Linked DNA regions of Mus musculus: all the other regions are linked to region 2. A link is a loop called in an ENCODE intact Hi-C map of the cell type or tissue named here. Cell type or tissue: heart. All regions are shown on one strand. Links, peaks and the distances in the headings refer to the core of each region. The heading gives the core; the rest is flanking DNA. Region 1 has its middle 44 kb from the start of Ccdc149. Region 2 overlaps Zcchc4 (zinc finger, CCHC domain containing 4). Region 3 holds the start of Pi4k2b (phosphatidylinositol 4-kinase type 2 beta).

Region 1 (9,958 bases), core at 2,005-7,004, 310 kb after region 2:
GACTCAAAGCTCCAAGGCATGTTAATATAAAACAGATAGCGACATTCCTCCACCCACCATCCACCTGCTTCCTGGGTTCTGGGAGTGTTTGTTCAAAAAGGGTCACCCTGACCATTCATGGAACCCTCTATGCAAATGTGCTATTGTTAGAGGCTCGTGGAAACTGTCTTGAGAAATAACCTGCACAACTACCAGGTATTCCTTGTGACTCTTGTGACTTTGCACTTCCTTGTGACTCTTAACTGGTATTTTTGGTATTTTCCAAGAACGCCCTTCCCACCCCCTTGAGTTGTGTTTTTTTCCTTTAAATACCCCCTCTCCCAGCTACTCAGCGCCACGGTCCTCTACCTCTGTGTGGTGAATGACTGTGGGCCTGAGAGCGCTCTTGAAATAAAAGTCCTCTTGCAATTTGCATCAAGACTGTTTCTCGTGAGTGATTTGGGGTGTCGCCTCTCCTGAGTCAGAACGTGAAGGACTCCTCACATTGTGGGTTTTTCAGAGGCAGAGGGTGAGCTGGAAAGAAGGAGCCAAGGATTTCCTCACTGGTCATGTTCTCTAAGCTTCAAAACGTGATCAGCCATCAGTAACCTGTGTGTGCCCACCAGGTGTGTGTGTGCGTACCTCTGCAGACAGGTATGTAGATATCATTTGAGATGCCTTGCATTGTACCCAAGTCACAGAGGTCCTCTGCAAAGAGGTACCTGACCTCACCTGGTCATTCTTTGCTGGGGTGCTGCTGTCTTCTGCATCCTTCTATGTGGAATTGGATTATAATAAGACTCTCAAGGGGTCAGAACCTGCACAAGTCCCTGCTGGGTACGCATCACCTCTAGGGGCATTCTGGTCAGTTTTAATGTCAACTTGCCACATGTTAGAATCACCTGCGTAGAGACCCTCACCCGAAGAACTGTCCCGACTGATGTGGGAAGACCCTCCCCAACTGTGGGAGGCACCTTTGGGTTGGAGCCCAGATCAAAATGGGTATTTCAGAAGGAAGCTTGTCTTCCTGCCTTTGGCTCCATTTGCCCAGTTGTAGCTGCTACCAAGCCCTCCATTGACAACAGAGCCAGTGTCCCCAAGTTTTCATGATGGAATAGGGACCAGTGGCTCTCCAGGAACTCCTGGGGCTTCCTTTGCCAGGTTGGGACTACAGATGTACTGAGCTGACAGGCTGAATAACTACCAGTTACACATACATGCAGGCACATACACATTCCCACCCCCACTCCCCCCACCCCTCTGCTCACATGATAGAGCCTGGATGGGCCCTGTTGGCCTGAGGATGCTACTCAAGAACTCAGTCTCCTTCATCTATTCCTATGACTGTCAACCTCATGGCTCCAAAGAGGCTGCACCACCCTAGCCTTTGTGCATTCCAAGCAGGAAAAGAGAGGAAGAATAAAGGGTTCCCTCCCCATCTCTTAGTGCCAGGACTCAAACATAGCATCCTTCCATGTGTAGACAAACACTTTGTCACAGAGACATGCCCAGCCCTTGTTTGTTTTTTGAGACAGTTTCTTGCTAGATAGCCCAGGCTGGCCCGGGGCTCACCAACCTTTGTTCTAGCATCCCGAGTGCTGGGATTGCAGGCATGTGTCTCTATGACTATCGTTTTTTTTAAAATATATATATTAGCAACAACACCCCCAGATCCTATGTAGTTGATTTCTGTGTATCCTTTTTCTTTCTTTTTTTCTTTTTGACAAAAATTAGATAACTCAGTCATCTAAGAATAAGGCTCTTTTAACGCAAGCCATCGGGTACCCAGCCAAGACTGTCAGTATGGAAGAGAGCTCAGATACTGGTGAGACCAAAACTGTGCAGACCATAGCAGCTGGATGCTATTTTGGCTCAAAGCCCCTTACCACACCCCACTGTCTAGACCAGCACTGTTCTATAAAATAGAGTACAAACCCCAAAGTACATTTGGGGTAAACTTGAATACATTAAAAACAGCAAAGAAGCTGGGTATGTCTGGCCCAGCACTTGGGGAGCCAAAGCAGTGGGTATGTAACTCAAGACTTGCTCTGTCTACATAGTGAGACCCAACTCAGAATAACCAAATAAACAAACAAAATGCAAAATGAATCTGAATTATTCTTTGGGTCTTATCTTTCATAATCTTATACAAAGTAGCAATGAGACACTGTCCCGGTTTGGATGGACAATGCCCACCCCCAATCCCAGGCTAATACATTTAAACACTTGTCAGTTGGTAGTGTTGGATTGTTTGGGTTTTGCAGAGGGCTGGAATGGGGGGTGGGAGTGAAGGGTAGGGGATGGGGCTGTAGTTAGGAGGTGGAGCCTAGCTAGAGGAAGTGAGTGTCCACTGGGTGGGTGGAGGCTTATAGACCACCCTGTTTCTTGTTCCCTCTCTGCCTCATTAGCTACCAAGAAGCCTCCTGATTCTGCTGCCATGGTGGAAACTGTCCCTGTAGCCATGCCTTCAATAGCATGGTGGACTGTGCCTTCAATATATGAGGCAAGCAAATCTTCCCTTCTGGTCTTATATTTACACATAGCAACAAGAAAAGCAGCTGACAACATCTGTGCGGGGATGTAACTTACTCCGTAGAATGTTCACAGAGCAAGCCCAAGGCCCTGGGCGGACACCCAACAAGGCGTAACCTGAATGCAGTGACCTCCTTCTATAATGGAACACAGTTGGGGTTGGGCTTGGATGTAGAGGTTCAAGGTCATCCTCAGCTACATGGCAAGTTTGAGGCTAGCCCTGACCAGCGATCCAGACTCAGGAAAGAAAAAGGAGCGTAACAAATACAGTACCTCTGCCCATATCCAGCAGCACCACTTACACTGCAATACATCCTAGTGGGATCAGTGGTCCCCTTTACTATACTCAGACACGTGGTGACCCTAGGCATCTGTGACCCCAGACACTGCACCAGGCACTACATCTACACTTGGGAAACTTGTTCTCAGTTGGATATTTGAATCCCTTTTCCCTCCATGGGAATGTACATTTCTAAGTATATATATATTTTTTACCGATATATTAATTGCATATTTTCATGAGGGTACAGTGTGACATTTCAGTCGTCAGGGTGATCAGCAGTATGTATCCTTCATCCCAGACAGCTACCATCTTCTTACCATTCCCACCCTCCCTGCCATCAGGGAAAGGGAGGGAGTTGAGGCTGTCATGTGACTGCAGTAGAGATATTGAACGTACAGACAGATCCCTGGAGGCAATCATACAGCACCCAGGACGAGGAAGGTCCCCGAAGATGAAGAAGTGCCCCATTCCAGGACTATTACTGCTATTGTTGGGAGCTTTGCTTTGGTGCTGGAGAAGAGCTCAAAATGGTGCCCGATTTACAGGAAAAGCCTAAAGATGGCAGTGGTCACTGTTACAGTCAGCTATACAGCTGTGTCCTAAAACCACGCCCACATGCATGCATGAACAAATTCATTACAATAAGGTACACAGGTGGGTTCTATGGCTAGTGTGTATTGTGGGTATATACCTATTCGAAGGTGGATGTTTGAGTCTGTAGGGGACTATACCTGCTTTTAGGATATCTGTATACTTATTTCACAGGTCCTCAAATGTACTTTGTAAGTAAGAAATTAAATATTACAACTCCTTTCTACAATTGAGTAAACCAAGCCAGAGAAATCGAACTGCCTGCTCCTGTTCCCACAGCCAGCCTGGCCTCAGAGACTCCTGTCACCCCCCATGGACAGAGATCGTGCATAAACAGCAATTCTGGGGCAACAGGTGTCTATCCTGGGAGTCTGCTCTTAATCTCATCGCCAACACCTGCCACGCCCATCCGGCGGGAAGAACCAGTCTCGGCATCTCAGGGCTCCTCCTGTCCTGGAAACCGGCTGCAGCCAGCCACAAAGAGAAACGTGGAGCGGCAATTGCCGCCTCAACAATGACAAGTGATGAGGCACAATAGGAGGATCGGGCCTGTAATCAGCTTCAAGCTATACTTAGCTATTTACGAGTCCTGCAGCTCGCTCCAGAGCGTGTGAGAGAAGCGCACACCCTCGGCCCAGCGCTTGCTCATCACCGCTGCGCACCATGCGGAAAAGGACCCCTTTGTGACAGCGCCACAAATTACAGCCCAGGCAATCTGAGTTTCAGTTGGTGGATTCTTCTCTCTCCTAAAAGAAAAATCTGTGTTAAGCTTAATTACAGTCTGTCATTACCCGCAATCTTATAATGATCCAAAGTCCCAGGCAAAATGATAATAATAAAAAAGGAAAAGTGAGCGAGGATCAATTCAAATACGAATAGAAAAGATCTAGACAAACGCTGGGGAAGGGAGGTGATGGGGCATTATTCAGAAACAATCGGGAATGAAGACCAGCATCTCCGGAGGTAAACACTTGTTCCGGCTCCATTGTCTGTGTACCAGGCGCAGGGCTCAGCGCTAACTTTCCTCATTCTTGGCATCTTGAATCCCGTCGCTCTGACATTCGCCTTATAAAATGTAGGGAGCAGCTCCTGGGATATGGGAATGCCCATCATCAAAAGACCTAGTTGTAATAGGACAACATCTCTCGCATCCTAAGAAGGATGCCTGAACAGACTGAAAGTGTTCGCTGATTGCGTTCATCTTATGGCAAGAAAAAGGTGGGCAAGGCATAGGGGGAGGTTGACCGACGACACCTTTTAAACCAAGTTTTCTTTTGTCAGTTTTTACTGACCCACGGTGGCTTCCTTCTCAGTTCTAGAAGTCCACTGAGTGCGCCCTCTTGTGGCCGCATAGGAAGTGAAAATGATCTCGTCCCTCCACCCCTCTGCTGAGTAAGTGGGGGCCTAAGCTGATGGAGTTTGAGACTGGGTGCCAAAGAATGGGCAATCAAAAGGTCTCAGAAAGACAAGCCAATCTTCCTGGAACCGGGGTGTGTTCTGGACTCCACAGAACTTTTTGAGACCATGTAGATGTCAAAAGAAATCTTTTCCTGTACTGTTTATCAAATATCTGGAAACAATTATCCCATAGTGCATATATATATATATATATATATATTTGGTTTTTCGAGATAGGGTTTCTCTGTGTAGCCATGGCTGTCCTGGAGCTCACTCTGTAGACCAGGTTGACCTTGAACTCAGAAATTCACCTGCCTCTGCCTCCCAAGTGCTGGGATTAAAGGCGTGTGCCACCATGCCTGGCTATAAAATAATTCTTGATTATTTCCTACATACTGCTTATGAGAATTTCTTACCTGTCAAGAAAAAGTGTAGGGACCTGTTACAGTGAGACTATGAGTAGGAATTCCATCTTGGGGACTAAACATCAACGCACTGGAGTCATGTCTTACTTTTCCATGACCAAGGCATCCTATAGAAGAAAGACTTCTAGGGGTTTTACAGTTCCAGAGGGTTAGAATTCACAATCCTCGTGGTAGGGAGCATGATGGCAGGCAGGCAGGCAGGCAGGCAGGCAGGCAGGCAGGCAGGCAGGCAGACAGGCAAGGCATAGGAGCAGTAGCCAAGAACTGATATCCTGACCCACAAGCGTGAGGAACAGGGAGTGACTAGAGTCTTTCGAAACTCAAAGCCTACCCCCAGTGACCATACCTCTTCTAATGAGAGCCACATGTCCTAATCCTTCCAAAATAGTCTTACTAAGTGAAGTATTCAAATGTCACCTATGAGGAGCGACAGTCTCATTCCAACCACCCCTTTTACTTTCTGGATCCCACAGACTCTTGGCAATATCATAATACAAAATAGTCAAACTTCAAGACTCTCCATAGTCTTTTACTGTGTCAACACTGTTTAAAAGACTCAAGGTAACTGTAACACCCTCCCCCCCGTAAAATCTGCATAGTTCTAACATACAGTGACATAGTATGCATTACCATTCCAAACAAGGAAGAAAGGAGGGGCTGTTAGGAAATATGGAACCAAAGGAGAACCAAAACCCAGCAGGGCACACTGAATCCTGTAGCTCCATGCCTGATGTCCAAGGCTCCACTCTTCCATCTTTGCTGACTGTAACATACTTTTCTCTTGGGCTGGGTCCACAGACTATCTGCAGCTCTCCTTGATAGATATCCCAAGGCTCGGGCCCCTCTGGCCCCTCTGGCACCTCAGGGTCTCTAACACAATGTGGGCTTTACTTTCCCGTCTTCTTACAGTGGCCTCTCTGAGCTGCCAGACAGGACTCCATTGCTACACACCTGACTCCAGCAGCCCCCCTTAACCTCTCAGGATTCCACAGCTCCCCTACTTGCGTATTCTTCATGGTTATGATGCCGGAGTCACCTGCCTGACGCTTCAAGTTTGAGGCCAAGTTCAGCCATCTAGGCGGGCCTGATGGAGCTTGGCCCCCTCTTTGAATTACATTTGCATATGCCTTACTGTGTTGTTGCTTTTTAGAGGCAGGAGATTCTCTAGGCTTTGTTTTTTATAAGTTGGAGGCTTAGCTTGTGGGGTGCTGCCCTGAGGGCTCCCCTACTTTATTCCATGTCATAGCGGGTCTCTCCAGACCTCTTACATTACATCTCCCGGCGCTCTTCTTCACTCCAAACTGTACATTTGATATTTATTTTTGTCCAACCTGTTCCTTTTTTTTTTTAATTGTAGAATTGCATAAGAGTAGTTACCAATTACTATACGAAAGAGTCAGTGTTAGGCTGTCTTGAAATTTTCTTTGCCAAGGAAATTACTCCAGGATTTTTCAACTTAGCCATAGATAGATTCTTAGAATATGGGGGTGGGTAGGAATGGGGGTAATCAGCTACATCCAAAATACCACAAAAATGATTTCTACCCCAGTTGTCAATATTGCCCCCTTCTGAAGCCTCCACGGTTCACATTGTTGGACCCACAGCAGACTCAAATCCTCCTTTAGGATGCTTTGCTGGGGTGGCCTTTAGGTTATAAAGAGAGATTAGCCACTAGCCTGTGTGTTTCCTCACTTTTTCACCCCTACACTCTGGCTGCAGAAAGAAATGATGGCTTGAAATTTTAAAATTTCTTAGTTTACTCATGTAAACCAAGCTGTGTTTCCTGACTTCCAAGTCTCAGAGAGTCTATTTGGTTGTGAGAAAAACTTTAGGGAAGGAATGACTTAAAAATTAATTACCTTGCAAAAGCCAGAAAACTCAGCCAAACTATTTTTTAAAAATACGCAAAATGTGTAGGGGCAGATAAATGAGAATTCTAGATTTAGGCTTCAGGGAAGGCTTGCTCCAGCAGATCAGGACACTTGTCAAGGGCTTTGCATTTCTCCTTGTCTTCTGTGGTGTAGCAGACACCATCTGGAACTTTCCTAAAGATCACTTGCCTTCATAATCAAGGTTCCCGGCATTCCTTTGCCCCAGGGCATCCTCTGTCCCCAGAGGTAAATACAATAAGCTGAAAATACCAGAAAGTAAATGTCCTCAGATTGCCTCTCCACCTCAGGGAATAAAATTTAGTGAATAAATACCTCTGCTATCAGTCCTCAATGGGACAATTATGAGCTGTGATTTGCACTGTTTTTCTCAAAGTGTCCCCCAAGGACTGAGCCCTCAGTGCCCACAGGAGGCTTCGAATTCCCCTCTCAAGGTTCCTGTCTTTCTCCTGTCTCACTTCTTCACACTGGTTCAGTACCTCCTGCCATCCTGCCCCGACTGCTCCCTGGGGCATTCACACTCAAGTCTCTTTCTCTGTTCCAGGATGACTGGGATTGGACACAGTCTCTCCAAAGGGCTCTGATTAACTCATCAGGATCTCTTTGAGCACAGCGTATCTTAAAAAGAACTGAACGGGGACTGGCAAGATGGTTGGGTAGATAAAGGTAGTGAAGACCGGAGTTTGATTCTTGGGATCTGCATGGTAAGAGGAGAAGGAGAACTGACATAACCAGTCAATTACCGAGCCGTCGATTCGGCAGGAACTGATGTGGGGGAAAGGTACTGGCTCAGTAACTGGCCTAGGGTGAGTGACCTCCATCCCTCACCTCTCTTTTAATTTCTTCAGTCTCAGCGTCTCCCTCCTTCCCTTTCTTGTCTTTGGGTTCTCATAACAGAACATGGGATCCCGAGTCCTTTATACATACAGAAATTTGCTTCTCACAGTTCTGTGGCCTGGGAAGTCCAAGACTAAGGCACTGGAGCCGGGTGAGGGCCCTCCAGCTGTATCCTTGTGTGGAGGAGAGGCAAAGCAGATAGCAAAGTACCTTGAGAAAGGCCTTGCTTCAGTCCTGTGACTCTAGAGAACACTTACATGGGCCATATTCAGAAGGTGAGATGCTAGCTCGGTCCCCTCTTAAGAGGCCCAGCTCTTTGTTTTTGAAACAGGGTTTCTCTGTATAGTCCTGGCTGTCCTAGACCTTGTTCTGAAGACCAGGCTATCCTTGAACCCACAAAAATCTGCCTGCCTTTGTGTGCCCAGCCTGAAACCCAGTTCTCCTTCCTTCCTTCCTTCCTTCCTTCCTTCCTTCCTTCCTTCCTTCCTTCCTTCCTTCCTTCCTTTCTTTCTTTCTTCCTTTCTTTCTTTCTTTCTTTCTTTCTTTCTTTCTTTCTTTCTTTCTTTCTTTTCAAGACAGGGCTTTTCTGTATAGCCCCTGTTGTCCTGGAATTCACTCTGTAGACCAGGCTGGCCTCGAACTTGGAAATCCACCTGCTTCTGCCTCCCAAATGCTGGGATTAAAGACGTGCGACATTAATACCTCTTATTTCCATCACACTGCTAACTCTGTATTTAGGAGGGGACACATGAAACACAGCCTGCCTTGAGTGACCTCTGAAGGAATCCCTGCAGTTAGTGGTAGTCATGGAGCAAACACTCAGCCCTGAGCCAGGCACAGGCACACACTGGTAATGACAGCATTCGGGAGGTAACAGCACATGAGTTTACAAGTTGGCTGCTAGCCTGGGCTTAAGAAACAAAGTTTCTCTTGGATGTAGGGAGCGTGGGAAGGAGATTGTGAGCCCATAGCCTGGGAATAAGGAAAGCTGGCTCCTTCACTTCCCACAAGAGAGCTGGAGGGGGTTGGGCAGGCAACATAACCTGTGAACAAGCACACAGCCTTCCTTCCCACTGAGAGCTCCTCTCCTCACTCTCAGCAGCAGGCTCTCAGAATCCGGCAACTCCCAAAATTTCCTGCTCCAAAACGTCCTGCTGGAGGCTCTGATCAACAGCTTCATTTTTTACCCCCTCTCAAAACAAGGACTTGAACCTAGGATCTGAAAGAATTCATAGCCTCCGTGCTCACTCATTGAGAAATCCTGTACTAAGCATTAGTAACAGCAATTCTTTCCTAAGCACGGGGCATAAAGTCAGAAGAAAAAAAGAAAAGAAAAGAAAAGAAAAGAAAAGAAAAGAAAAGAAAAGAAAAGAGAGAGAGAGAGAGAGAGAGAGAAAGGAAGGAAGGAAGGAAGGAAGAAAGAAAGAAAGAAAGAAAGAAAGAAAGAAAGAAAGAAAGAAAGAAAGAAGGAAAGAAAGAAAGAAAGAAAGAAAGAGAAAATATTGTAGTTTGGCCAAGAGAGACCATGAAACTGGAAGTTCACAAATCAAAAGTGGTCATTACAGACGTTGACAGATTCCCTTAGGGCGTAAAACTGATGGAGGTGGGGGGTGGGGGTGGGGGGGTCTTATGCACCAGGAGGTCAAGTGTGGCAGCTGAGCTGAGCCTGAATGGAGAAGGGCCCAGACACACAAGAACCAGGAAGGAGATAGAGAAGACTAAGAGGACAGAAGGGCTGGATGGAGGGTTATTCTATGGCCAAATCCATTTACACGGTAAAGAAGATGGGCTTTTGCTTTCCCCTGAGAAGCAGGCAGAGGTTTCCAAGCAGGAGAGTGGTAAACAGAGGTCTACAGTGCCCTACCTCATCTCCTGTACTAGGCATCTGCTGAGAGACCTTAACTCTAAACCCATGTGTGCCCCAGTGGACAGACAGCAGTGGAGATGCCCCCAGGGACTCACAGCTTGTACCAGCTTATGGTGAGGCAGTTAAAACATGGAGCCAAAACACTGTGGGTGGCTGT
Region 2 (9,958 bases), core at 1,797-6,796:
AGCTTAAGTCTCAGGGCTTAACCAACTTTTAAATGTGTATGTGTGTGTGTATGTGTGTCTATATATATATATGTGTGTGTGTGTGTATATACATATAGTTGTGTATGTATATATATACACACATAAATATGTGTATTTTGTATATGTGTGTATATTTATATGTGCATATTTATATATAGACAAGATATAGATAGATAGATAGATAGATAGATAGATAGATAGATAGATAGATAGATAGATAGAAAAATAAAATGTATTTGGGGGTATACACGCGAATGTGTGTGTGCATCTGCAAGCAGGGGAAGATGTGCCACAAATATTTATGTGAGTCGGCTCTTCCCACCTTGCCTCGATTTGGGGTCTCTCCTATTTCTTAAACCCTAGGCTAAGTAGCGCATGAGCTACCAGCAATTCTTCTGTCTCTACCTCCCGTAGGCGGACTGGATTACACATCTGGCTTTCTACATGGTTGGGGAAGGAACACAGATCAGCAGGGTTGCATGCCAAGCCCTTGCACCCAACGAACTTATCTTTTGATGCCACCTGATGTCGACCACTATCAATTTGATCTGCTCCATGCTTAAACATCCCGCATCACACATCCAACTGTCCTGGATTACAGGGAGTAGATAGAGAACTCACGGGGCTCCAGCTACCAAGCCAGGAGGCTTCACAAGGAGTTCCAGAGCTGCTGTTTAGGAAAAGACAAGTCATTATGCAAATTAGTCCATTTGCAACCATTCAGTCTTAAAGAGATAAAGCCAGGTAGCGGGCAGAGAAAAGGAGCCATGAACTGCTTCTTCTACGATATGGAACTACTCTCTTCAGTGCTAGGCACCTGGGTCAAAAGCTGGGTTATACAGCTTGCTCACCACAGAGAACCGAGATCACAAAGCAAAGCTGACATATATGCCATACTGAAGACACAGAGGCTTAGAGAGGAGATCTGACAAAGGCCACCCAGCCAGGAAGTGCTCCTCAGTACAGGAATGAGGGAGTTAATCACCACCCTGCCTTATGTGACCAACGCCTTTCACAAAGGGGTAAACCTACAGCAGGCATGAGGACCCTAAAATACCAGTGCAATCACCATCCTAGACATCCATCCAACATGAGTGATCCCGCACCAACAGAAGACAAGTGAGGTGGGGAAAGGTCGTGCCCCCAAGTCTGTCAACTCAGGCCAATCCCACAGTCGGGAACATACTCTCACAAGCTGTCCCCGACTCGCACATGAGTGCTGTGGCATGCATGGGTACACACAGGCACACGTACAACTACTGATTGTAAAATGTTAAAAAAAAAAAGGAATAACAACTGAAAAAAGTACTGAAAAATAAAGATTTAATAATAAAACAATTACAATCCTTTTATCTTTACAGCGTTTCAATAACAATTTCCCCCACCATCTCTAGATCCAATCCATAAATATTATGTATGATACTTTTTGTTAAAAGAGTCTTAGTGCGTCCAACTTTTTTTTGTTTTGTTTTTGTTTTTACGAGACAGGGTTTCTCTGTGTAGTCCTGGCTGTCCTGGAACTCACTCTGTAGACCAGGCTGACCTCAAACTCAGAAATCGACCTGCCTCTTCCACCCAAGTGCTGGGATTAAAGGCGTGCGCCACCACTGGCCGGCTGTGCCCAACTTTTGACACTGCAACACGACATCATCTACAATGTTCCTACTCAAGGTCTGTGAGAACAAGTCATGACCAAAATCTCACAAAAAGCCTCACAATGTATTAAGTGTGCTTATGATTGGCCACATTCATAGCTATCCTGGGGCACATGTGGCCGATGGGCTATGGACCAGATGTGCTTTAATGTATGACTTGGTCATTTAACAAGAGTTTCATACCTAAAGTGAAACAAAAGCTCAACGCACACGAGGTAAGCAGGTAAGCGGTAGACTTTCATTTGCATTTCTATCCGGTATCGAAGTAAACAGGTACTGAACATCCGTCAGTTTCTCAGTCAAAAGAGGCCAAAATAAACACTGGTGAGGCGTTAAAGGGTGGAAAAGCGTGGAGAGAGAGCCAGGCAACCTGCTGCCTACAGAAGGCTCCCCGGTCTGCAGAGGCAGCTGAAGGGACATAGCCAGCAAATGCCACCTGCCCATTACCAGGCTTAGGAAGGGGCACACCTTTGAAAGCAGCTGGATTTAAGTCCATGTGGCACGCGGAGAAAATGGCATCAAAGGTTGGACTATAAATCTTGCTTATTCTCAAGTCACTGGACATTTAGGAGTGAGGATATTGATGGCCCCTTCCCTCCTCTTCCTTCTTCTTGGAGCAGATGTGTGATTCATGGATTGTCCTTTAGTGCCTCCCTTCTTATCTTATTACGTTTTCTTTGCTTCTGCTTTCTGACAGCTCTGAAAAGCAAGGTGCTAAATTATTTTATGGAATGAGCACAGTGAATTATGTAATTATGCTGAAGTTTAATTAACTGGCTATCCAAATAGGAAAATAGAAGACATGAAAGAATTTACTGTGGGGCTAGCATAAATCCCCAGTGTCCTAACCATGACAACAAGGAAAGAGATGGGCCTGATCACACAAAAGACATTTCCGAAGACATTTCTTTAAAAGATGGTTACTACATTTAGAACAAGCTATTCGGGACAGACACGCCACACGAGTGAGCAGCCACCCCAATGGGCTTGTCTCTTTGCTACATTTATACTGCTCAACTCAGCACTTCCATTTCCAAGTCCCTGAATTACATTTTTTTTTTTTAAGAAAGGGATTAATACATGCGGCAGTCAGCAGGGGCAGAGAAATGAAACTGCACAACAAGTAAAGGAAAACTGACCACATTGCAGAGGCCCTTTCCTAAAGCCTCGAAGCTAATCTCCCTTCCCCTCGCAGGTGTAAAAGTGCCAGCTAGCACCTCAAGGGATGCCTGACTTCTGTGTCCCAAGCTTCCTGAAAGCAAGCTGTTCTAAAGGAACAGGCTGGAACAGTCAGGCCCCGCTGCAACCTGCCACGGCGGACAGAACAGATCCTCTGCTCTGCTGCTCTCACCACCAAGATGCTGCTGCCCGTGATGGCGAGAGTCCTGACTACTTACTCACTTCTCCACACTAGCAGAACCATGCCACTTGCCCTATCGAGGACTGTGCTGGTGCACACACTGTGCCCCTGGGCATAGCTGGCAAAGGCTCTGACTACCAAGCAGCATTAGTTGTTGAGAGTCAGAAGCCATGGCTCCTGTGAGCCAAACTAAGCTAGGCCCTCACTTCTTGATCCTCCAGGAAGACACCTGGGAAAGGCCACGGTGAACAGCAGACTCTTTCTGTTCCTTTAGCATAGGTTGTATTGGGTGCTGAAATACACAAGAGCGGGCATGGCCTTGAAATTCAAGGAACTAGGAAACTACACTAGGTAAATGTTTCTCTGCTTTTTGGGTTTTTTTTTTTTTTTCAGGTAAAAAAACCTCGAGGCTCTGAAGTCCTAAATTCACCCAAGTAGAGAGTGGCAGGGCCTGACTCTAGAGTCTGTGTTCCGCCTCATCTGATAATAACTACCCAACTAGTAAAACGGCAGCCCTGCAGGACCATCCATGAACACCAGTTAGTTGAAGTTTTACTTGGCCACTCAGCAGAACTCTAATGATTTATATCTTCCATATTTTGTGCTATGGACTAAGAATACCCACCAGCTCAAAATAAAAGTCACTTTATATTGTTTGTGTGTTACAGAAACCTCCTCTCTCAACCAGTCATTTCCTTAAAGTAGGAAAGCTTCTTGGTAAGTAAGGATTTAGAAACTCTAATGGAGTAAAGTATAATCTCTAATAGAAAAGTCAATGAAGCCTTGTTGAGAAATTTTAAATTTCTCTTTGGTTCATCTATTCATAAGCAGGATTGAAAATAAACCAGATTTCACTAGGGAATAAGCAGAAGGAAAGAATCTAAGAAGCATTCCATTGTAATGTATATAAACAAAGCCTTCAAGAGCAAAGTGTGAACTGGGGTACTCTGGCTGAGTAAAATTACTCATTTTAGTTTGCCTTAAAATTACACTGACCTAGTATTTGTCCTCTACCCTTCGGATTTATATAACTGACAGAATGAGCTTCACCACAAGAGGGAGCCAGCACCATTCCAGTTCACATCTGAGGGAAAAATTAACCATGGAAAAACAAACTACAAAAGACAGCTGTAAAATGCTAGGACTGAAGGATATGGCACGCCACGGTATGCTCAAATATCTTTAAAGTACTGCCATTTATAAAGAAGGGGCTTTTTTTTTTCAGGGCTGGAGAGGTTGATGCTCTTGCAGAGAGCCTGGGCCTGATTCCCAGCACCCATGTGGCAACTGTGACTATCTGTGACTCTAGTTCCAGGGCATCTTCTGGCCTCTGCAGACATCAGGCAGGGACATGATCACATACATGATAGGTACAGGCAAAGCACTCATACATATAAAATAAAAAAAAATAAATTTCTTAAAATATTTTTGTCAATTTCATTATGCAGATGTGTGTGTTTCTGGGAGTTATTTTGGGGTTTGTTTGTTTGTTTGTTTTAGAGAGGAGTAACTGAGAAAAGGAGAGTCCTCTGGCTGAAGAAGGCAACACTACCTGAGGATTGTAGGCAGACTGTACCACAAAGGATTTGCTCTTAAAGTTGACAAAATCCAATACTGGAAGTCAGTCTCTGCTCCCCACCCCTGAAACAGAATGTCACTAACACTCCAACAAAAGACTAGCTTAAAAAAAAGTTCTAGCAGGGCGTCACGACACCATAGCCCTGGCTAACCAGGAACTCTGCCCACCACTGCTTCCCCGGTGCTGGGATTTAAGGCAGGCACCACAACACCAAGCTAGACTTGCTTTTTTCAACAGCAAACATACACAGAGCTTATTGAGAGAGCCTATAGTCCATTAGTAAACACCACTCCAGTGTGGCAGCACAGGCCTGTGAGCCCAGCGTGTGGGGAAACTCAATTTCCAGGCCAGCCTGAGCCACAGAGCAAAACTGTCTTAAAACCAAAACTCACACCAATATGAAGATTCAATTTTCAGCTGGGCGTGGTGGTGCACGCTTTTAATCCCAGCATTTGGGAGGCAGAAGCAGGTGGATTTCTGAGTTCGAGACCAGCCTGGTCTACAGAGTGAGTTCCAGGACAGCCAGGGCTACACAGAGAAACCCTGTCTCGAAAAGCCAGCAGGAGATTCAATTTTCATATACATTAATTCACAGAATTAAAGGCTGAGCATGTTAACTCCTGACTGTACTCAAAATTGCACTGTAAATGATGCAACCATCCTAGACCAATAGGTAGATGGGCTGTGTTTTGTTATTGGAGGCTTCTAAGGGGAAAATTATAAAATGCATTTAATTAATTTTTAAAATTTATTCTTCTACCTTGAACTACTCAGTAGAAATAATTACAAAGTAAATTTATGAAAAACAAAACCAAAAACTCAGTCTAAATAGGAAACATAGCTCAAGAGCTGGTCCTTAATGGAAAATGTCCTACTGGATTTAAACAAACAGATAAATAAGGCAGACAATACCTATAATACCATCATAGCAGCTGAAGCTTCAAAAACCTCTCGTAGTAGCTGTTCATTTCATCACAAAATAAGATGATTAGGAAATTGTTTACCATAATCTCAATTTTCACATAATGTTAAATTTAGCTATTTAGTAATCTGTAGGTAGTGTGTAATACCAAGGTTCTATTTTTGTTTTATAATTTAAATCACTGAAACAAGAAGACATGATCCCTAACATTTTTTTAAAAAAGGTGTGTTCAGGGGCTAGAGAGATGTCAGTGGTTTAGAGGCCGGGTTGATCTTCCAGAGGACCCAGGTTCACTGCCAGCACCTTCATGAAAGCTCGAAACTGTCTGTAGCTCCAGTTCCAGGGGATCCGATAGCCCTTTGTGAGCTCCTCAGACATCAGGCACTCAGGATGCCCAGACATCCATGCAGGCAGGTCACCCACACACAGTTAAAGGGGGCTGCTGGGCTGCTCTCTTCCATTAGCCCAGTTGGTCCTTTTTCCTAAAATTGCTATAATCACGGGACTCAGTTTACTCTGAGTTTTACTGTGCGTTATCAATGAAAAATGTTAGTGTAGGAGATGTGAAAACCATCATGAAAAAGAATAACATTTTAAATATTTAAGTAAAAAAGCATGTGTAAATGCTGACAGAATTTACAGAACTAACTAGTACTAACATAAATAAGGTGTACTTCAAATCTTATGGCTGGTTCGCTCAGCTCATTTTAATTTGGCTCAGAGTTCTAGGGGCAGCGTTTGAATCCCACATTAACCTGTGACGCTTCCAGTTATAAGGCAACAAATTCAGCCCTTTTCTGCTTTGGAATTTCTGCTTTGCTGCTATAAAACGGCATGCTCCTTCCACCAGGAATGCCTTCGCTATCTCCTCGCGCCAGCAGGTGTCTGCATCCGACCAGCCCGCAGAGTCTAGGAAGCATGGGGGATGTAGAGGTGCCCACTCGCCCCCACTCCCCAATCCTGGCTGTCCTGTGTGAAAGCTGTCAAGGCAGGACTCCCTGATGCACACACTCTCTGCTTGCCGTGGTGCCCGCCCTGCAATCCTCGGAAATCACACGTAATGGTGAGAGGAACGATTTAGCACTCTGAAAAATTCTGAGTCCTCTGAAAGCTTTGTACTTCTGTAGATTGCTCCTAGGAAGCTTGACATGAGCAATCTTTTTTCCAGAAAGCCAAAGAATTCAACTAACTTGTTAGCTCTCCAAGAGGTGCCGATGTTGGGACAATTGCTGCGTTTGTGATCCAGCGCACCACAAATAAAGCAGCCATCTTTAGGCCCCAAACAGGAATGGTCTGGGAGTGCACAGCGATTGCAGGTGTTACAATGGATCCAGGCTGTAAAAGAAAACCCAAGTTTCAGAAGAGGTTCATTTAATGTGATTTTTCGTCTTACTAACTGCTGAGGTAGGTTATCATGAATGATGTGTACTTCAAACCTTGTGGGTGACTTGCTTAGCTCCGCTGATGGCTAAAGAGATCAAGGGACAGTGTTTGAATCTCACATCAACCCGTGTCTTCTGTTATAACTTAAATCCAACCCTTGCCCAGCGTGTCACAACCTGGCAGCCGTTGCCACAATACAGGCTGGCTGAAGGGCACGGAGCCCAGTGGAAGTAAAGAAGCCAACAGCCACACTGACTGGAAGTCAGCAGCTCTCCCTGTGAAGGGCATACATGTTGGTCATTATAAAAGTCAATGTCGGTCTCTACATTATTTTCTGAAAATAAAAACCCTATTTACATGAAAAGGACTCAAAAATGTTTTCCCAGGATCCCAAACACCAGGCCAAACACTTACAAGGCTTCACACACTTTTTGCAGAGAAAGCAATGGCTCCATTTCCTGCCGTCCTACAAAAACAAATTTTAAAATGTTCAATTTGTTGTAAAAGCCAAGTTCCACAATTAAAAATTAAAATGTCTTATTAAAATCGGTGTAAATTATTCATTCCCTATTTCTTCCTTTCCTGGGCTTCACAATTAAATACTTTGATTTTAATTTATGCATTTCTCCACTTAACTCAAATGCCTCCTTGATGGGCCTCAATTTCCTTAACTATGAAACTAGATTTACCCAAATGATCTTGAAAATCCACTCCGCTTCAAGCCATCCAATCTTCACAAAGAAGGACGCAAATGAAAATTTCAAGAGAATTAATGATTCTATAATTTTAGGTTATCTATACTACATAGTCCTTAATGAAATTCATATTTGAGAGCTTCATGTAATTTAGAGAGATAGATTACAGGTTACTATTTGAGTAATTTTTTAACTGTGAAATAAAGCACACCTAGAAAAGAATATTCAACACGTGTGCATTTTTTGATTATTAAAGCAACTGCTGGTCAGTAACTGGGGCCCTTAGAGCCCCCAGAAATGTGCAGCACGGCCTCCACCGCAGCCTTCATCTCTCCTTCCTCGGGACAAAAGCCATTCTGGTTTGAGGCCCTCATTTCCCTGTTCTTATTTTTCCACCCACGAGCACATTTCTTTTTTTTTTTTTGGTTTTCCGAGACAGGGTTTCTCTGTGTAGCCCTGGCTGTCCTGGAACTCACTCTGTAGACCAGGCTGGCCTCGAACTCAGAAATCCGCCTGCCTCTGCCTCCCGAGTGCTGGGATTAAAGGCGTGCGCCACCACCGTCCGGCTCACGAGCACATTTCTAAACAAGTTTTGTTTCAGTTTTACACTTTATACGACCTGGGCATAATATAGACCATTTCTAAACTAACAGTTACATGAACATAAACTTTTCTTTGGAAAATAATTTGTGCTGTTAAACCAAGCTAAACTCCAGTGTTCTTTCTGACAAGGCTCAGTGAAAGTGAACGACGGAGCTGGAAGGTCATCCTGACTTCCTGACAAGCAAGCAGGAAGCTTACTCAGAACTGCCCAAAGTTGGAAGCAAGCACGATGTCCTCCATGGGGTGAATGGGTTACAAACAGATATTCCCAGACGATGGGAAGTCATTACCAGGAATGAGCCATTTAGCAACAGAAAGACAGACAGGAGCTTTAAATGGCCATTTCAAGTGAGAAAAGCCAGTCTGAAAGCAGTTACACATGCTGTGTGACTGCAGTATTATGACTTTCTGGAAAAGACAAAACTATAGAGACAGTAAAGAGACCAGTTTCCCGAGGTTAGGGAAGGGTGACCAAGCAGTAAGCAGAAAACTTTCAGGGAACACAGTGAAGTGACTCTGAAGCCCACTGTGACAGAAGCAGGACACTATATACTCAACCAATCCAAAGAACACACAGCCCCAAAGTGAACCTCAGAGTAAAACAGGAACTCATCAACTGTCACACAAGGTATGCTCCGTCCAGGACACTACTGAGAGAAGGCTGTGCACAGGGACGGGATAGAAAGCGCATGTCAGTACTTTCTGCTTCACAGTGCTGCGAATCTACAACACTTTCAAACACAAAGGCTCTTAGGAAAAAGCACAAGAGCCAAACCCATCAACAGGAGGCAGGATCCCTTGTTCTGCAGCGGCTGTAAGAGAGCAGAGAGTAACCATGCCTACCTCAGGGGCTATTTTGGGGACTAAATGTGTTTGTTAACCCATGCAAAACTCTTAGAAACAAGGCTAGCACATAAAACGTGCACAGTGCATGTTACTAACCATTCCTTCATCAGAACAGCAATGGCATCTAATGGTCCAAAGCCTGATTTGAAACATCATAATTTTACTCTTAACAGACATATAAATTCAGCACTTAGTGCCTTATTTGAAACACTCTTCGTAAGTACCATATGAAAATGATTGAAATAGCTATTTACGGTGATGAAAGAAATTAAGTACTTTAAAAAGCCTGTTTTCGGGCTGGAGAGATAGCTCAGTAGTAAAGGCATCCATCACCAAGCCTGATGACCCAAATTGGATTCACAGAACCCATATGGTGAAAGGAGACCACTGTCTCTTGTATGTTATTCTCTGACCTCCATACGTGTGCCATGGCTCACATGTGCCTACTCACACACACATGCACACACACACACACACACACACACACACACACAACTTTCATGCACAAAATAAGATTCCTTTTAAAAGCCTGCTGAATTTGTAATTAGAATAAAATACTACTGTATTAAGGTTAGGTGGAAATAATACACATGAATTCAAGTATTAACATAACACTTTAAAAGTGATAAAACTAACAAACTAACATAAAACAATCCCTTCCATAAAAGTGGGTGACATAAGAGAACTATACCTTGGATGTGCAAGAATTACAATGCACACAGTGCTGGTTCTCACGAGAGACATATCTCTGACAGAGGGAGCAAAATCTAAAGAGAGAAACAGGGAAATGAGCCGCAAGTGTTCATTGAGATTCACAGAACTGACAAAAGCAAACAAGGTACTTGCTCCAAAAATTGGAGGTAATCAGAATTCAATTCAGTATGAAATTATGGA
Region 3 (9,958 bases), core at 3,306-8,305, 79 kb after region 2:
GTATGGGTATTTTGCTTGCAAATATGTCTGTGCCTGGTACCCTGGGACACTACAATAGAGCATCAGATGCCCTGGGACTAGAGCTACACAACTCAGGTTTTCTGGAAGGTCAGTGCTCCTATTGCCGAGCTATCTCTCTAGCTCCCTCCTCTTAAACATTTATTTAGCCATTCACTTATGTATTGTCTGTATGTGTGCCGTTGTCACACATGGAAGCCAGAGGACAACCTTAGGAATCTTTTCATTCCCACCACGTGGGTCCTGGGGATCAGACTCTGGTGGTCGGGCATGGCAGCGAGCCCCTTCACCTCCCTGACCTGAACCGCCTCCCCAACCCCAACTCTTTTTGGAAAATGGACAGGGGTCTCTTGTTGGGAACTGGGGCCTGCCAATAAGCCTAGGCTGACTAGCCAGTGAGCCCTGGGGATCGGCTGTCTCTGCCTCAACAGCACTGGGACTCCAAGAGCATTTTTACATCAAGCTGCCCCTCTGCTCTCTATAGCCCTCTGCCCACACTCCTTCAGCAGATTTTACTCCTTCCACTCCCAGCTCCCACCCTCAACTCCCACTACCATACCCAGCCTCTTTTCTTGGCTGCTAAAAGACAGCACAAGACTTACTACCCTCAGAACTTAATTCTGTATCTCTTCCACCTCTCCCAAACACAGCCACTCTGCCCTATTCCAGGTGCTGCCAATGCTGCATCTTCCAGTTGCTTGGTTCAAAAACCTTGGATTCAGCAAGGATCTCATCCTCTTGATCTCCACACCTGACGTATAAACCAGCCTTAAGTATCCAAAACACAAACTCTTATAACCTCTGCTCCTACAATGAAGTCAGCCCTATCAACTCCTCCCTAAATTACATTAAGCCAATTTACAATCATATCCCTCCTTTGTATCAAACAGCCTAAGGGTTTCCCATTTCACTCTCAGCAAAAGGCCTCTACTTCCCCTTGCCCAACTGCTTTATCTGAGCATATCTCCTGATTTGTTTTGTCAGCTCCAAGCAGAGGATTATTATTATTATTTTTTTTTTTTTACTGGTGTGTCCTTAGAACTTGCAGTTTCCAGGACATAATAAGCACTCAGTAATCACCTGATAATAAATTAATAATGAATCACTTAGAATGCAAAGACAAACCAAAAGCCACTTCCATTTTAATTTGGAAGGTACTTCAACTCTCTGTGTACATTATTATGAAACTTCAAAACACAATCAACTTTAATTCAGACAGAAATAAAACTGTTATTTACTTCTTTAAAAGTCTCTACTGACAAAAATATTACAAAAGGAACTGTTTGGACTTCACTTTACCTACTAAAAATAAGCAAAGTATTTTAATCATGTCTATACCACTGAGATACTCATTCCAAACAACCCTTGTTTGTCCCTTGAAAATAGTTAAGAATTAAGTGAGGAATTCTAACCTTGGTGACTCTGGACAGGGATCAGTGTATAGTGGGCACTTATATTTATTTGAATAATACAGGCACTAGTAGCCATTATCATTAGTCAAATGATATTTCTTACACATCAGAGATGTATAGGTCCCTTTAAAAACATTGATATTTCCTGTGCATGAGTGTTTGCCTGCACGTACATATGTGCAACATGTGCACGCCTGGCACCTGAGCAGGTAGAAGCCAGTGCTGGAGCCCCCTGACTTGGAACTGGAGGTACAGATGGTTGTAAACATCTGTGTGAGTGCTGGGAACTGAACCCAGGTCCTCTTGTAAAAGCAGAGCCATCTCTGCAGCCCCAGTGGATGGGTTCTTAATGAAAATGACCTTGACAAGTTACTGGTTTCAACCTTGTTCCTAGTGCTGGGGTACCTTCCAAAATGTATCACCAGCAAGTGATCTTCAGAGATATCATTTCTTTTCCTAATATTTTTTGTATGCATGAAAACAAACACAAACTTCTTTTTCCAAAAAAGAAGTCTCTTGCAGTTTGACTCTGTATCCTAGACCTCTCTGGAGCAAGTCCCAAGTCTACTTACCCCTTTCTTTCTATGACAGTTCTTCACACAGACGAGAGTCACTTCATGTTTTCCAGGCTCTCACTGTCTGCTTCCTCTCATATCAAAGTGCTCAGGATTTCCATAGCCTCGTTCCCTGCCTATTTCATGCCCCCACTTTTATTTTCATTGAGATTAAAAAAAAAAAAGCTGTATTTATTTTTATATGTCTTGTTTACATGTATGTATGTATGTATGTATGTGCACCAAATACCTGGTGCCTATGGAAGCCCAAAGAGAAAATTCTCAAATTTTTCTTCTTCTTCTAAAAAAAAAAAAAGATATTTTAATTAAGTGTATATTTTGAGGTGGAAGTTTATGTATATGTGTGAGTGAAGGTGCCTCTGGAGTTCACATGAGGGCATCAGGCCCCTAATGTTGTGAACTGCCCTAGCTGAGTGCCAGGAACTGAACTTGGGACCACCTTAGTCACCACCCCAGTCCTCAAAAAATATGTTTTAAGGAGAAACTCAGTTTTATCTTTGCACCATTATTTGGGTCACCTCTAAGAGGTGGTGGCTCTGTAGTCAAGTTCCAGCCTTATTCAGGTCTCTGATTTTCAAAGATGTCCATCCAGCTTACTCTCTGAATTGTCTTTACTATTCCCAGACAAACTAAGCTTCCTTCCCACAACTCCCATTTGCTGTTCACACTTAAAACTGTAACAAAATAGCGGAAAATCTGGGAAAGCACAGACCTTTGTTCTGATTTCTAATGCATCACATGTACCTAGCACATGAATGGACCTCAAGAAATCCATCTAAAAAGTTAACAATGTATCCATTTGATCACACCAAAGGAAAGCTATTGTGTTACCTTTTAGCTTGTAAGCAGGCATGGTAACTTAACATTCTTTCATTTAAATAAACCAACAAGAACTCATGCTCCCTTGAAGATGAGAACTACACTTTATTCATCTTTCCAGCATCTTACTAATGAGTCTGGCGATTAAACATGCCTCGAGGGTTGATGCCACTCCCCTGGTCCTTTTATCTAAGACCTGGCTCCCAGACTTCCAGGAGCCCTCAGCTTTCCCTGTCAGGCCACATACACGACCCATCAGAACTTTTAAGTGACCACTACCTCCACTGGGCTACAAAGCTCTGTGGAGATATAGCAGTTAACCACAGGCCACCATTTGATATAAGGTACTTACTGTCGGCTCCTCAAGACTTACTTTCTACTGGTGCCCAGCAGATAATCAAATATTTGATGATTGATGTCCATTTCTGTTATAAATGGATAAGAATGGCTGAAAGTTTTACTTGTTTTGTAGATAAGAGTCCTATTGAATTGGGCTGGGCTGGACTTGAACTCACTATATAGCCGAGATTGGCCTTAAACCTAAGTTTTTTGCTCCTGCCTCAGCCTTCTATTCCTTCTAGAATTACAGGATGGAGTCAGCACATGCAGCTGTATTTGGAGCACTGGCAGGCTGAGCAATACTTTTTAGTTCCATAATTGTTTACTTTTAAAGCTCAGGTATGGTGGACTGTCAAGACAAAGGAAACTTGTATTCTTAAAAACCTGCCCTAAAATAGTTAGGAGTATTGGCTTCTTGATCCCCGATCAGGCAGAACGCCTCCCACTAGTTATGAGATTCCTTCCACTGAAATAAGACTTCGGGAAGTTACATTCTGCCTCTTTATTTGCATTTTAGATTTATTTATTTTATTTTATTTTATGGTGTGAATGTTTTGCCTGTGTGTATGTATGTGTATCATGTGCATGTCTGGTGTCCACAGAGGTGAAAAGACTGCATCAGTTGCCAAGGAACTGGAGTTATAGAAAGCTATGAATCTGAGTGCTGGGGTCTCTGCTAACTGCTGAGTCACCTCTCTACCCCCTGCTGCTTTTGAAAACCCTTTGCTTATTTTTAGGATTTTTGTTTTGTTTTGTTTTGTTTTGAGAGTTTTGCTATGCAATCCTAGCTAGCCTGGTACTACAGCCCAGGCTAGCCTTAAATTCAAGGCTGTCCTTCTGCTTCACCCACCTAAGTGTTGAGATTACAGGTATGTACCACCAAGTCAAGCTTGCTTTTTTTATGTGGGAATCCAAAGTAGTGCTTATTTCATAGGGCTACTTTCAATCTATTACATGTGAAGTGCAGAGAACACAGCCAGCACGTGCACCTAGTATACCAGTATTATTACAGCCTCATTCACTGGTTTCAATGACTGAATACTGACTTAATAGCACTACAGTTCAGGAGACTTCTAGAATCTGCCAACTACATTGTTAATATAAAGACCAGAGATGCATGACATTCTCCACTGGCTCAAGAACATAAGGCTCGCGGTTGTATAAATAAAATAGTTAAACACCAGAAATGTCAATACTAATCTAAAAACTTAAAGGTGTTCTCATGACAACTGCATGTAAAAGACAAAAGAGCTAAAGGACACTTTTAATATATTAAACTTAAAAGTAGTTAAATTATTCAATCATAAACCTTTGCTAGTTTTAAACACTTTAAGTAGAATAAAGAGTCAGAAAAAAAAATCCTTTTAAAAAGAACCTACATAATACCCCAAAGCAGTAGTTGTTTTGTAACACAGACTCCTAGAGTAAAACGGACAAAGTTCAGGACCTGGAAGAGAAAAGAAGTGGCTCAGTCATAACTTGACCACTTCCTGGATCTGTGACTGTGCAAACATCTTGGAATAGGAGCCACCATTATTACCGTTTTACTAAGTTTCAGTTTTCACAAAGAGGGTCAGCGACAACTCACCCATTGTGCTGCTGTGAGAACCAATGTCAAAACTCATCTTAAACTGTGAACTCTGACCTAGCTATCACCACCGAGGAGCTAAGAGTTCTTATAATCCATTTGCATTTTAGCTACCACATTCTCGTCCTTTTGACTTTAGCCTTAATATAAGTGTTGACAACAAAGAAAACACACAAACCAATCCAACCCACTCAAACAGTAAAAGTTTTTCAAGACTCTATTTCAAGGCTCTATTTCAATCTAACACACGAGGTAACTCTGGGGCAAGTAGCAGCCATATGGATCTTAGCTACCTCACAGACTAGATTCTACCTCAGATAGGGCCAAAGTGTCCACTGCAGCTGGCTGAACAGAGATTTGTGAAAGTGGAAAACTTCACATTCCTTTGCTCTATTCAGTGTTGCATGGCAAACTCATCCATCAGCTAACGTCGTGGTAAGGGCAGACCCCTATGTAGTTAATGTGTTTCAGAGACGACTTCCTTTAGGTCTCTTATTTAGAGGATTTGTGTTTGAATAAAAGTTGTTAGAACTCTTGACTTGCCCTGTTCAAATCATTTCAAGTCACATTAGCACACTGGTAGGTCAAATAAACTTAACTTCTAAGAAATGCAGTATTAATAACAACTACCTTCCCTGTGGCTTTTCCACAAGGAGTCATATGGAATGATGCTCGTGGAATAGTGCATATGATACTTCTTTGGATCCATCCTATCATCATCAAGTAGGAGAAAAAGGGAAAAAAAAAAAAAAAAAAAAAGCCAGTCTAGACTCCAGATGGATCTCATACAAATCTACTCCATTTCAGCCACACTCCACTCCACCGGTCCAAACTCACCACACAGACACCCAGGCCTGCAATAGCATGCCTTAATTTTTAGTTTAAACATTGTTAGTTAGCCTCTCTTTCAAAGGTCCACTTAAAATCAGCCCAGGAGATAATGAAAAGGTGTTTTTCTTTTTAAGCGCGCAAATATACTTTGCAGAGAGCTGGCGGCAGGAGTTCGCCCGCCTCCGCCCCCTCTGGCTAACGTCACAATAGCAACATTTAATAGAAAGTTTTGAAACTTGTCCCAGCGGCAAATGGTCATCCCTTCCTATTATCTCTCGGCTTATCATCCGCCCTGTAAACTCATGACTCCGACGAGAACTTTCTGGATCGTTGTGCGTTCTTAATTCAGAACTTAAGTCCAAACTTGAACAAACAACTTACGTCACAGTCCTGGATGAAGTTTCCCTCAGTGTTGGGTTCCCACTTGGACTGACTCTTTGGGGAAGCCTACAGAGTGAGATTTTAGTGGTCCCCGTTCTCCTGCCACAGAGGGAAAGGTGAGAGGAAACTGAGGCAGGGAAGGGCGGGTTGCGCGCGCGCATGGGTCGCACCTGAGCTCGTAGTGCGGGTCCGATCCAGCTCGGTGGACAAGCTCGCGGAGATCGACCCTTCCCCGGACACCGCCGGCGGCTCGTCGGTAGCGGGCTCGCGGAGGACATCCGCGCCCTCGTCCGCCTGCATTCTCACGGCGCTCCCGGGCGCGACCCTCCGCGGCTGGGCCCAGGCAACGCGAGGCAGCAGCGGCTCCCGCTCCTCGTCCTCGTCCTCCGAGGGGCGGGTGGGCTCGCAGGCCTCCGCCATGATGTCCCGGGGCGGCTCCGGCGCTCAGAGCCGCCGGGCTCCGGACTGGGACCCCAGCATCACGCCAAACCGCGGGGGACTGCTCCCACCGACGCCACCTCACCAGTCCACCAGCCCGCGCCGGCCACGCCCAGCCGCCGGCCACGCCCCGCCTCTCGAGCCCCGGGACGCCTTCCTTACGCCTGCGCAGAAGGACAGGGGGTGGGGCAAGCGAGGGTGGGGCGGGGCGGGGCGGGGTAGGGCATTGATGGCCACCTGTGTCTCAACTCCCAGAGCGTTGCCAGCCATTGCAGTGGATCCAGCAGAAAGCCAGGACCAGCGTCATTTCCGCGGGAGGTGCATCCCTTCCAACCTAAATAGTCCTCTCTTATTACTATATACATAATATACATTTATTTCACTAACTTTTCTCTAAAAGTTCATGAAGGCTGGGAGCTACTTCTATTACTATAGTCCATATGTTAAATATATAGTTTTGTAATCATAATCTGTGCATTATATGCATTTATTTGCTACTAAAATCGAGACGGGAGTGTATGTTTAGACATTCTTGATAGTGGTAATTTATAGATTTCTTTTGCTTTGACTGAAGTTAAACTAAGGTGTGTCAACACTTAGAAATCTTTCAAAGGCTGTATTTCGGCTGTGCTAATTTTTTTCCCTACTTCGCTGACTTTATTTTTTATTTTTATTTTGCTTCTTACTACTCATCTGTTTCACTTTTCTTTTCCTAGTTGTTTAGTAAAGATTAAAACATCGAGGAAGACCCGGGCGTGGTGGCGCACGCCTTTAATCCCAACACTCGGGAGGCAGAGACAGGCAGATTTCTGAGTTCCAGGCCAGCCTGGTCTACATAGTGAGTTCCAGGACAGCCAGAGCTACACAAAGAAACCCTGTCTCGAAAAAAACAAAAAACAAAAAAAAAAAAAAAAAAAAAAAATCGAGGAGGTTCCTACCTTTTAAACATAATGCCTTTAGAGCTGAGTTGCCTTCAGAGCTTTGCTTTAGCTGCGGTTCCACTGTTTTTGATGTAGTGTGCTTCACTTTTGACTCAGCTGATAATAGTTTATAATTACTTTTAGGATTTTCCTCTTTGATCTACTACTTTGAAATGTATTAATTTTCAAATTTAAGTACTGTGCTGGTTAGTTTTTGTCCACTTGATACAAAAGACTCTCTTGGGGAGAAGGACACTCCATTGAGGAACTGGCTCCATCAGAATAGTTTGTGAGCATATCTTTGGGGAATTTCTTGATTAATGTTTGATATGAAAGAACCCCATCCACTGTGAGTAATGCCATCCACCTACTATTTTGAAATTTTTATCTTGTTTGTTTCATCCTTCTTTATTGTTGTTGTTTTTTGGATGGGACAAATGTTCTATGTGCAGTTTTATGAAGAACATAGATTCTATAGTTCAGTGGCTTTTTGTTTCTTTGTTTGTTTTTGCTTTTTTTCTAAGATGGGATTTCTCTGAGTTGCCCTGGCCATCCTGGCTGGCCTTAAACTCAGATCTACCTGCTTCTGCCTCTCAAGCACTGAGATTAAAGGTGTGCGCCACCACCACATGGTGGTTGGATGGTTTTTATCTCCCAGTTGATTCTATTATTTAAGTATTGCCAGTGTTGTGCAGGTTACCCATTTACCACAGACTTTTTCATCTAGTACTGAGAGGAGGTTATTACAATCCTTATTACTGTGGATTTGTATGCTCAGTTGGCTTTTATGACTTCCTAGTAATTTTAGATTTTGAATTAAAATACTACATGTGTGTGTGAAGGTCAGAGAACAACTTGCAGAAGTTAGTGTTCTCTTTCCAGCCTGTAGGTCCTGCAGAATAAAAGAAACACAAGATCAGTAGCAAGCCCTGCGCCAGTCCTGCTTTGGCCTTCTTAACAATTACTCTAAACTATTTTTTCTTATCTCTAGTTATTCTCTGGCTTTGAAGTCCGGGTTGTCTGATATTAGTAACTGCTTTACCCTTCTTAGGCTTACTGCTCGTCCTAGGTAAATATTTTCCACTCTTCATTCTATTAGTGTCTTTATATTTAATTTTTCTATGTGTCACATATAGTTTACAGTGTGGACTTTTAAAATCCAGTTTGGTAGTCTCTATATTTCAGTTGGAGTTTTTAGTCCATGTACATATAATATAATGATAACATGGATGGGTTTAAACCTACTATTTTGAAATTTTTATCTTGTTTGTTTCATCCTTCTTTATTGTTGTTGTTTTTTGGTTTCTTTTGTGTTAATCTAGTATTTTTTTGTTAGTTCATTCTAGTCTCACCACTGGTTTTCTGCTAATATTTCTTTTATGTAAATTTTTAATGGTTGCTCTGGGGCTCATGGTATACAACCTTAAATTATTCTAATGTATTAAGAGGTTATATTATACTAACTGTCATAAAATACAAGAACCCTGCAAAGCTGTAGCTCATTTATCAGCCACTTTTAATGGTTTTATCGCCAAGTAAAATAGACCTGCATACATTAAATACGACATAAACATTTAGCTTTAAACACTTGTGTATTTTAAACAAGTTAATAATTTCTGGCATTTTATATTTACTATTTCTAGTATTCTTCATTCCTTCTTTTTTCAATATTGAAAATATTGAAATTTTTGATGTGAGAAAGACTAAGTCAACTTTTTAAAACAAACACGCCATAACAATATGGCACGATTTCCATAATCAACACCCATAAAATGGCATCAGTACAAAAATCTAAGCAAATCTTAAAAGAAACCGGCTATAAACGTAAAGAATTCTTATAATTTGTAAATTTGAATTGTATACTTGCATTTATGTCACATGCTCCTCCCTTTCCCTGTGAAGCTTCTTCCTAAAATAAATATTACACGATGGCTCTAATTACTAATGTACTGTTTTATTACCTCTTTTATTTATTAATTATTATTATTATTATCATCATCATTATCATTATATGTAAGTACACTGTAGCTGTCTTCAGACAGACCAGAAGAGGGCGTCATATCTGGTTGTGAGCCACCATGTGGTTGCTGGGATTTGAACTCAGGACCTTCTGAAGAGCAGTCAGTGCTCTTAACTCGCTGAGCCATCTCTCCAGCCCCTGTTTTATTCCCTCTTAGAAGTCTGATTTTCTACCTAGTACCATTTTCCTTCCCAGTGAAGAAATTAGCACGGTTAGTTATAACACAGATCTGGGGATGATGTCTATGGTTTTATTTACTTGGGGTGGTTTATTTCACCGGCATTTTCAAATGGTCGTGGATCGCACGTCGGTCGCCTTTCTTGCCACCATGACCAAAGCATCTGATGGAAACAACCCAGGAGAGGAAAGATCATTTTCAATTATGATTCCAGAAATTCCAAGTCATCTGAGTGGGAAAAGGTCTTACAGGAGGTGCCTGAGGCAGAGACACCCCCCTCCCCCCCCCCATTAGGAAAGACATGGAGCAAAAGCCATGTCCCATATCAAAGGCACTGTCACCTCCAGAGTCACATACTTCTGCCCACCAGACCCATCTTCCTAAAGGCTGTACCACCTCTCACATCAGCAGCCTGGGAACAAAGCGTGAGCCGGCGGAG

Evidence for each region. Peaks named below come from ENCODE experiments on the same cell type or tissue, not always from the same donor. Only the 100,000 strongest peaks of a DNase experiment are listed, where the experiment ranks them.
Region 1: it touches region 2 in a loop (9-fold over the local background); 18 of 42 quality-filtered maps call a loop at or near these places.
Region 3: it touches region 2 in a loop (2.2-fold over the local background); 7 of 42 quality-filtered maps call a loop at or near these places.

The regions. Positions count from the first base shown.
Region 1 is chr5:52,510,209-52,520,166 of GRCm38, reverse strand. No RefSeq gene overlaps it. Among named protein-coding and RNA genes, the nearest start is that of Ccdc149, 44 kb to the right of the region's middle. In heart, for the core only: a CTCF peak has its summit at 4,730 (motif pointing left); a DNase peak (open chromatin) is centred at 4,736; H3K4me3 peaks cover 1,121 bases; H3K27ac peaks cover 436 bases; H3K27me3 peaks cover 719 bases.
Region 2 is chr5:52,816,035-52,825,992 of GRCm38, reverse strand. Zcchc4 (zinc finger, CCHC domain containing 4) reads right to left here. Exons shown (of 13, transcript NM_001308144.1): 10 at 9,756-9,831; 11 at 7,335-7,386; 12 at 6,728-6,872; 13 at 1,328-2,375. The coding sequence ends at 2,306. Among named protein-coding and RNA genes, the nearest start is that of Anapc4, 13 kb to the left of the region's middle. In heart, for the core only: a CTCF peak has its summit at 4,081 (motif pointing right); no DNase peak of the experiment used is centred there.
Region 3 is chr5:52,738,144-52,748,101 of GRCm38, reverse strand. Pi4k2b (phosphatidylinositol 4-kinase type 2 beta) reads right to left here and starts at 6,528. Exons shown (of 10, transcript NM_025951.3): 1 at 6,134-6,528. The coding sequence starts at 6,383. In heart, for the core only: a CTCF peak has its summit at 5,761; a DNase peak (open chromatin) is centred at 6,481; H3K4me3 peaks cover 2,063 bases; H3K27ac peaks cover 1,154 bases.